2 separate regions of the Homo sapiens genome follow, and region 1 is linked to region 2. Evidence: chromatin contacts called from ENCODE Hi-C or POLR2A ChIA-PET data. All regions are on one chromosome and are shown on one strand. The core of a region is the stretch at or near the end of the contact, and the rest is flanking DNA. Distances in the headings are between cores, read along the strand shown.

What was found. A loop is a pair of places that touch in the nucleus more often than their neighbours do. ChIA-PET counts read pairs that join two places held with the same protein, here RNA polymerase II (POLR2A). Pooled maps may share reads with other maps.
Region 1: a loop to region 2 is called in a map of CD14-positive monocyte, with 6 times the contacts of the local background. The contact joins two enhancer-like sites. A Hi-C loop is called at or near these places in 1 of 168 maps with a recorded cell type or tissue (CD14-positive monocyte) and 7 of 50 pooled maps. POLR2A ChIA-PET finds 5 or more read pairs at or near these places in 2 of 52 experiments (BJ and GM12878).

What each region holds. Positions count from the first base shown.
Region 1 is chr6:155,527,041-155,531,733 of GRCh38, reverse strand. No RefSeq gene overlaps it. Among named protein-coding and RNA genes, the nearest start is that of NOX3, 74 kb to the right of the region's middle. Within about 2 kb of position 2,578, at least 7 of the 41 ENCODE cell types and tissues checked have a DNase peak (open chromatin) inside an H3K27ac peak, as active enhancers do; they include CD14-positive monocyte, where a contact is called at or near this core.
Region 2 is chr6:155,222,898-155,227,492 of GRCh38, reverse strand. All of the region lies in intron 15 of TIAM2 (TIAM Rac1 associated GEF 2), which reads right to left. Among named protein-coding and RNA genes, the nearest start is that of CLDN20, 39 kb to the left of the region's middle. RefSeq lists an enhancer at 2,540-3,739. Within about 2 kb of position 3,297, at least 9 of the 41 ENCODE cell types and tissues checked have a DNase peak (open chromatin) inside an H3K27ac peak, as active enhancers do; they include CD14-positive monocyte, where a contact is called at or near this core.

The DNA of each region.
Region 1 (4,693 bases), core at 1,329-3,828, 300 kb before region 2:
ATCACAATATGTTCAAAATCCTCAATTTCTTTCTATAGAACAGTATTGTGTCTTCCTGTTCCACTTTATAGCACCAATAAATTCTTTTTTGGAGACAAATAATCTTTTGATGCTTGAGCTTCTGATGTCCCTCCTCTCCTCTCCTCTCTTCAATCTCTGCCTCATGGATACATCAATACACATGATTTATTACTTTCTAGATTAAATTTCCAGAATTCTAAATTCAGAATTCTGAATTCATCATTAATTACAATGTCCTCCCTTCAAATTTAGGCTTATTGAACACCCTAACACAATGATGACATTTAAATTTCCAAACAAATAATTTAAAGTCTATTTATTAATACTATATTTAAAAGATGTCTCCAATACAAATCATCAGCACCATTTTGGGCCAGATAGAAAGAAAAAAAGTATACATCATCATCTCTTCTTCCTTATGCCTCATCATAATTACACGTGCAGGATTTTTCCTCCTTATCGCCATCATGTATGTAAAATCATTTTTATTACCTTTTAACTTTATCAGATAAGCATTTTATAGGATAAAAACAATTCCTATATCCTTGTTTGTGCCAGGAGAGTATCTGTGAGAGCCTTAGCAGAAGGAGATCCAGAAGACAAATCAATTAATAAGTGTAAATTACACTTAATATTTGACAAGCACTATGGTACCAAAGGCAGAGTTCTTGTCCTAGAGGGCCGTACAACTCATTTAATGACAGGAATATGAGATGAGAAAAGGGAACTGAATAACTGCAGGAGTGTGTGTGTGTGTGTGTGTGTGTGTGTGTGTGTGTGTGTTGGTATGTGATGAAGCAAATATAACTATACATGACAATCAAAAACATTTTCAGATATATAAAATATAGAAAGATAGTTCTGTTTTGATTCAAGGATCTTGAAAATTTCTAAGCACTTTTTTGTATCTCCTTTTTATTTTCCATGATACTTTAAAGAGGTAAAGGAAGACATTGGGAAAATGTTTTAAATTATTGTTATAGAAATGAACCCAAACAGGCGCCAACTATGATTTTTTTTTTCAAAAACTCATTGTTACTGAATTCAGATAGTTGCCCATCCTTTATCAGCCATTCAAGTCAATCAAGAATAAAAGATTATTTATTTTTTCAAGATTGATTTTTAATGTGTGGATATTCTTTGAAGCCCTCTGGCTATAATTCATGCAAACACATTCAAAATATATAACTGAAAGGCAAATGTGACTACTCTCTGGACTTCATGGCTTGTCACTGAACACACGTTCACAAAACCTGAGCATGTCCCAGCATCCAGAATCCACAAGATGGCATTAGTGTTCACTTTTTTCCCCCGTTTTAAAGCAGTTAATTTTATGACTGTCACTAAATTGTCTTTTTTTTAAGAAAAAGATAAATATTTTTCCTCTCCTGAGATATTTCTTAATATGATTAACAATGATTAATTTGATATCTTTGGAAAGACTTGAAGTAAAAGAAAATGACTTGCCTGTTCTTCGTATCTGTGTTTTGAAAGTTGATCACCTCATTCCTCCAATTCTATATCTCTCCTCTTTTATAAGACCCAGAGGCTGCACTGTCCAATACAGTCACCAGAAGCCATATGTGCTATTTACATTTATTACACTTAACTTTTAAGATTCAGATCTTCAGGCCAGGTGCAGTGGCTCATCCTGTAATCCCAGCGCTTTGGGAGGCCTAGGCGGGTGGATCACTTGAGGTCAGGAGTTGGAGACCAGCCGGGTCAACATGATGAAACCCTGTCTCTATTAAAAATACAAAAATTAGCTGGGTGAGGTGGCAGGCGCCTGTGGTCCCAGCTACTTGGGAGGCTGAGGCAGGAGAATCACTTGAACCCAGGAAGCGGAGGTTTCAGTGAGCCGAGATCGTGCCACTGCACTCCATCCTGGGTAACAGAGCAAGACAAGACTCCACCTCAAAAAATAATAATAATAATAAGTAAATAAAAATAAATAAATAAATAATAAAATTCAGATCTTTGGTTGCACTAGCCACATTTCATGTGTTCAATAGCCGCATGAGGCTCGTGGCCACCATACTGTACAGAGCAGATATTAAACATTTCATGACCCCAGAAAGCTCTATTGGACAGCACTAACTAAAGAATAATAACTCAGGGACCTGAATCTATATCCAGAAACTGATACGTACAAACAATATCCCCCTGTTGATGATATCTGTCTTTGTGACATTTACATTCTGATATAAAAATAGAGGTGAACAGAACGTTGAAATTTAAATGCAAACTTTCACCCACCTCTGTGTACAGAGTGTTCTAGGAGCATTGCTGCATCCTTCAAAATATTCTCATGTGAGTCGTGTGTTTAGGATGCAAACTACTTTACACAATATTGGGCATCTTCATGACAGCTATTGACGTCTTTAATTATTTTTAACTCCACTTATATTATTGAGCTCAGTGTAGTCATGGCTTTCAGAAGCACAAAAACAAAATAGTAGGGCTGGAAAGGGAGCTGCAGATCATCTGATCCTGCCTTCTTGTATGATTCATTAGGCTGCAAGGCCATAGAATGAGGCATGTGATGTAACAGGAAGTCCTTTGGCCCAGGAGACCAGAAACAAAATCTATTCTGGGAGATCTTGGTTGAACTTTTCTGTACCCAAGTTTCATTACACAGGAAATGAAGGGATTGGGAAAGGTTATTTGCAGGTTTACTTTCAGCTCTCAATGTCTCTCTTGTGTTACATTTAGTGTCAGGAATCAAAGGGGTTTCAAAGTCACAAGATAAAAATAGTACATCTACCTTGAGTATTAATTTTACTCAAAGATTTAAAAAGGAAAAGGTAAGTATGTTGACTGATAAGTGATTTAAAAATTATCTTTTTATCTCTAAAAAATGCAGATGTGTTTTTGGAGGAGATAAAACATAAAATACAAAGAAATATTATGCCAGCACTGAGCTACTTGAGATACACTCCCAAACCCCTTCAGGATTTTCATTCATTCTTTCTGCCTTTAGGGACAGTTTTTAAACATTTGAGAAATGCTTCAATAGGTAATAGCACAGAAGTGAAAAGCCTTCCAATGACAAATTGGGAGACTTCCCTGCTGTTTGATAAGGAATACAAGCTCAGAAATTACAGTTAAATCCGTAACAGGATTAAAGTTCATTCACAAAGAAATACAAAGCAATGATGTAATGCTTAATAGTGATGATGTTGGTAATGATGCCAGAAATCTGGGCTAAATAATTATTAAATTTCATATAAACATAGACTCTGGATTTCCTAGAGGCTAGGTAAAGAGAAAACAGAATGGGTGATATCATTCTCATTTTATAATAAATGAAGAATATAGTCACATAAGAAAAATAGACAAACATTCCCAAACTAAAAAATAAAAAATAAAAAAAATCAGAGAGATTGAATGCAAGTGTGTTTTATAAGAAACATAAATTAACATTGTGTTTAATAGCAATTTTACAAATGATAGAGAGGTATTCTTCATAAAGCCATTTCTTAGATTGACCCTGGATAAAGGTCAAAAACATGTTAATGTATTGGGAATTTGTCGAACCACTTCTACAGAAAGGGAAACACTAATATTCTCCAGGCATATAGCATTTGGGTGACCTAACTTGGAAGAAGGGTAGAGCTTAGAAAATTTGAAGAAATGGATGACTAGAATGCTCACTTCTAATTTTTAAATAACAAGTGCCTTATTACTTATTTTGCCCATTAAAATACCACCAATGCCAAAAGAAAGCCATATCATACCAAAAGGAATGAATTTAGATACACCATCAAATATCAGTTGTTTGAAAGAGAGATGATACAGGAGAAGCATCTATAATGATGTTTCTTGTCCCTAAAAATAAACCACCAACAAATATTAATTATCCAAGATCCTACTGTCAACTAAGATAAAAATATATTGCTAATTCTTGTCTTGGATTTTCAAGTGGCAATGGTGATTAGGTACTAATCAGTAGATAACCTTTCTTCCTTGAATATTTTTTATCGCGGTAAAAAGCACATGCGATTACATTTACCATCTTAACCATTTAAGTGTATAGTTCTGTGGTCTTAAGTACATTCCCATTGTTGTGCAATATATCTGTAGCACTTTTCATCTTGCAAAACTGAAACTTTACCCATTAAACACCTTTTCCCTCAACCCTTGGCAACCACCATTTTACTTTCTTTCTATGCTTTTGACTATCTTAAATGCCTCATATGAGTGGAATTATACAGTATTTGTGCTTTTTAAATTTTCTCCTTTTAATGCTGAATAATAGTCCATTCTGTGTATATACCACATTTTATTTGCCCATTCATCCATTGACGAACATTTGGACTGCTTCTACCTCTTGGCTATTGTAAATGGTGCTACAATGAAAATGTTGCACAAATATCTCTGTGAAATCATTCTTTCAATTTCTTTGGATATATACCTAGAAGTAAGATTGTTGGATCATATGATAATTCTATTTTTGATTTTTTTGAGGAAGTTTCACACTGCTTTCCATAATGGCTGCACCATTTTACATTTTCACCCACAGTACATAAGAGTTTCAATTTCTCTACATCCTTGCGAACACTTATTATTTTCTGTCCTTTTGAAGGTAGCCTTCCTAATGGACAATGGTTGTTTCTATGCTGCTCTATCAACTTTGCCAGCCAGACTTTTGGCAGGGATATTGTACAGCAAG
Region 2 (4,595 bases), core at 2,048-4,547:
GGCGCGATCCGTGGTACAGTCACTGCCTAGGACACACTGGCCTGCTAGTTGACATCTCTGAATTTGAGTTTTCTCATGCTAAATGGGGCTGGTAATATCTGTTCAATAGGGTTGTGGGGAAAACGGGTTTAAATGAAGTGATGTATTTAAAACACATTGTATTCGCCATGGGCTAAGTCTCCGCAGACTGACTCAGCACCCCTGCAGTTTACAAAGCCATTCCGCATGCCTAGTCTTTATTTCACCTCACAGCCATGAAACAGTTGTGGAAATGGAATCCCACTTTCTTAACAAATAAGGATTCAAGGGAGTGAATGATTTTTCCAAAGCCCACTGTGAGTGCATGGAAAGCTCCAGCAATTCTGGTCCAAGTATCTTTTCACTTTGTGCAACAGCAAATTAAGAGACAAACATCTACTTTCCTTTCCAACTTAGTAGAGCAGGAGGGAAAATCCTTCTAGTTAACTCTCCTGTTTCTTATGTATCCCACTCTCCGAGCACATACTGCAAATGTGCTGTTTGGGATGGCCTTCGCCACGGGACAGTCAGAGCCAACTCAAGGTGACAGCAACTCAGCAACAGAGACAGGGGCGCAAAACAAACAGCTTGACTTGCCCTGGATTATTCTTCTCCAGAAGAAACCAAGCCCCAGTTTCACTGATGGGGACAGACACACAGGGGCACGGGCTCTGACTTGGGGGAATGAAAGGGACTATGTCACCACCTGAATTTGTTGCAGGCAAATTATGAGTTCTTAAAGATTTTTTTAAGCATTTAAATTTCACCATCTGCAATCTTTTTTTCTTCCCTGCCCCCCGCCCCCACCCGAGATGCAGTTTCACTCTTGTTGCTCAGGCTGGAGTGCAGTGGCACGATCTCTGCTCACTGCAACCTCCGCCTCCTGGGTTCAAGTGATTCTCCTGCCTCAGGCTCCTGAGTAGCTGGGATTACAGGCGTGCACCACCATACCCAGCTAATTTTTTTTAGTAGAGATGGGGTTTCACCATGTTGGTCAGGCTGGTCTCAAACTCCTGACCTCAAGTGATCCACCTGCCTCGGCCTCCCAAAGTACTGGGATTACAGGCGTGAGCCACCACACCCAACCTACCATCAGCAATCTTTTGTTTCCACTTAAAAGCGGAGCCCACAAAGATGCTCAGCCAGCCAAGGGGGCTACTGAGGCTGAGCAGCCTTGCATCCCATTCCCCACTGGTACATTAGTATCTTATGACACCTTCAGCCGTCACACTTACTTCTACTGATGGCTGCTTTTTCAGGTTTCATGGATCAAAGATGCTTTTCATCGCTTATGAAGAATGGGATGGGGGCAGGGAGACAGGGTCCAGGTGCTATGATTTCGTCTGAAATCACATCCTCTTCATGCTTAGAAAGCCCTACACTTTCTCTTCTAATATTGGCTTAAAACAATGCTTGGAATCTGGTTTCAAAAAAATTGTAGCTTCTGGGAGGAAAGTTATAAGTATATAAAACATCAATTACATGTTAATATCCTGGCAACCTTAATTAAGCAGGGGTACTGCCAAGGGCTACTTGCCTTAAAGTGAGCACAGATACCCTGTGTGCCCCTTTAATTATGGTTTTTGTTCAGTGTTTTTTGCTGGATTTGAGTAATGCAACAGTCACATCTGGCACCCTCATCAACAGGTTCTCAAAATAATGATAATCTTATATGGAACAATACCTATCTTTATTTATATAAGTATTTATCTGAGACTTTACCACTCTATAATCTACACTGACTTCTAACAGAAATGGAATAAGATTTAAACTAAGACAACTATCATTTTCAATAAATAACTTGACAGTTTTGATCAAACTTCTTAAAAATAGAAATCAATAAATACATGGGAACCAAAGCCAGGTATCCCTGGTGGTGAGAAGAGCTGGGGATCTAGAGAAGGCAGCAGAACCAGGACACTCAGGCAAGAAAAAGATGGAAGAGACAGAGTGAGGGTGACAGAATGTGAACAGAGACTTTCTTTAAAGCCCCACACTTAGAAGTTACCTGTAAGCCTCACGTTGTATTACTGCTTGATGGTCCACCTTTCCCCATCTTGGTAACTCATCTGTATAAGCCCCAAATTCAAGACCTCGGTGCTCAAATGAGAGGAAGGCAGAGCACCAACCTGTCCTGATGGGTGTGTCACCCGGGCCCTCAGACTGCCCTTTATCTATGCCTGAATGAACCAAGAAGGGAATAAACTCTTAAAAATCCCAGCTGAGTGCATTGGCTCATGCCTGTAATCCCAGCACTTTGGGAGGCCGAGGTGGGTGGATCATCTGAAGTCAGGAGTTCGAGACAAGCCTGGACAACATGTCAAAACCCCATCTCTACCAAAAATACAAAAATTAGCTGTGTGCAGTTGTGCATGCCTGTAATCCCAGCTACATGCGAGGCTGAGGTGGGAGAACTGCTTGAACCTGGAAGGCAAAGGTTGCAGTCAGCCAAGATCGCACCATTTCACTCCAGCTTGGGTGACAGAGCGAGACCCATCTCAAACAAACAAACAAACAAATAAATAGAAAATCCCAAAACCAGCTGAGAGTGGCATGCAAGGTAGGAAGATGGCAGGACTCCTCCAGGCATGCAGCATTTGTGGTTTCTGAGCAGTTGGTGATGAAATCCCCGCTGTGCAGATGCCAGGCCAGAACCTTCTAAGCAACTGCACATCTCAGAGCCTCCTCCTCTGCCAGCTGTTTTCTGAAAACACCAGAGGACTCAGGTGGCAGCAAAGAATGAGAGAGCGCAAAGGCAGGTGAATAGCAGAGGCGGCAGCATGCGCTGGAGGCTGAACAAACACAGTCGGGGTGTGGAAGGGGCAAGAACCAACGAAAGGATGAAAGAGGGAAAGAGAATTGGGGGTGCCTTTAAAACAAACCTCCATTCTCCTCCTTCCTTCCATACTAATGACACATCCATGTTTTTCTTGCCCTTTTCTTCATGTTATTATCAAGACAGCAGGAGACGGATTTACAAAACGAATGATCCCATCTTAACCTTCAGCAGTTAGAAGCTAGTGTTTGAGATGGTGAAAATACCATCATGTGTACCTGGATGAAGCACTTCCAGGCAGAGTTTTTCCATGACCCCTCCTCCCTCAACTCCAGACACATCTACTCATGACACACACATCTACTCTTAGCTGAGTCTATAGAGGAAATTGCAAAATGACTCAGAACAATTTCTCACAACTTACTTTTGCAAAAGCAAAAGCAGCCACCACTGTGGAGCCGGAACTTTATCACAAGGTGAGAATCTGCTATGAGTCATGAAAGGCACAGAAAATGCCTTGAAACTCAAACACATCTTCTTTCACTCAGTACAAGGTTTTCATTGGACTACAATCTCTACGCAAGAATATTGACAGAAGGCAGCCAGGTGACGATTTCAGAACTTTGAACAATGGCAAGCATCTGAGCAGGCCTCGGTGAAGGGGATTTAATGAGTGAATGAATAATGCGACACTACACCCACCCCCCTGGGTAAATATTAAAGATCGGATGAGATTCCAGGCACCCACACAGTGGCAAGCCAAAATTAGATAGTAATTGTGCCTATTACTTCTTTAAAAGAAAAAGGGCGAACGACAACAAGGGCTTAGCTAATTTGCTGACATGGAAAGGGGAAGGGTGAAATTCACTGGCAACGCCCTTGCCGGGGAACACAGGAGCCACAGCCACCTGAGCGTCCCTTACGCTGAGCATAAAAAACACCCCTCCTAGTCCATCAGACAGCTATTTATTTTACTAAAGAGATCCATAAAAGTTTGGTTTGGGATCAAAATGTTAAAATTCTTACTCCAAAAAAAAACCCATTTTGTTCACTAATGATAGAAAATAAAACTTTCAAAATGCCAAAACATCCCAGCACGTAATGCTGCGATTGGTGTTTAACAACCTGGGTTTGCATCCATTGAAGTGCAGAGTAAAAAAAAAAAAAAAAAGAAAAAAAAATCTGGGGATGTCTAACCACCATCATCAATATAATCTATTCTGGTCTCAACCTAATAATTTATTTGCCATCTAGGGGTTGTTATTTATTTAACGTTCCTCAACATCTCTTAGCACATTAAAAAAATAAAGCATTAATAGCTAATCTCACCCAAGCAATTAGACTAAGATAAAAACAAAGTTCAAAATATCACTTGACTATATAAACACAGTGCTGTTCATATTGCAGGTACTTGATAACTGATTCTGCAATATCAATAATATTAAGACACAGGCTAGGCTATTCAGATGTTTACTCAAAGTAAGGATCACAAACTGACGGTTCATAAATTCCTAACAGGGAAAGCTGTGAATAAACATCGTAAGACTGGGGAGCTCCCTGGAATTGTCTGCAATTTCTAACGTATGTGCATAAGCAATCTTCTGGGGACCCATAGCTTTCCTCAGATTCTCAAATGGTCTGCTTGAAATAAGTTCCTAAATAACGTAAGTGCATAAAAGAGCAGAGAGCATCTGGAAATACGGTATCTAACCATCCTGACCTTCGCATACCATTACCTGAGAAGCCTCCAAAAATCTTACAGGTTTTAGCTTCAATGAAATGCATGAAGGACAATAAACGA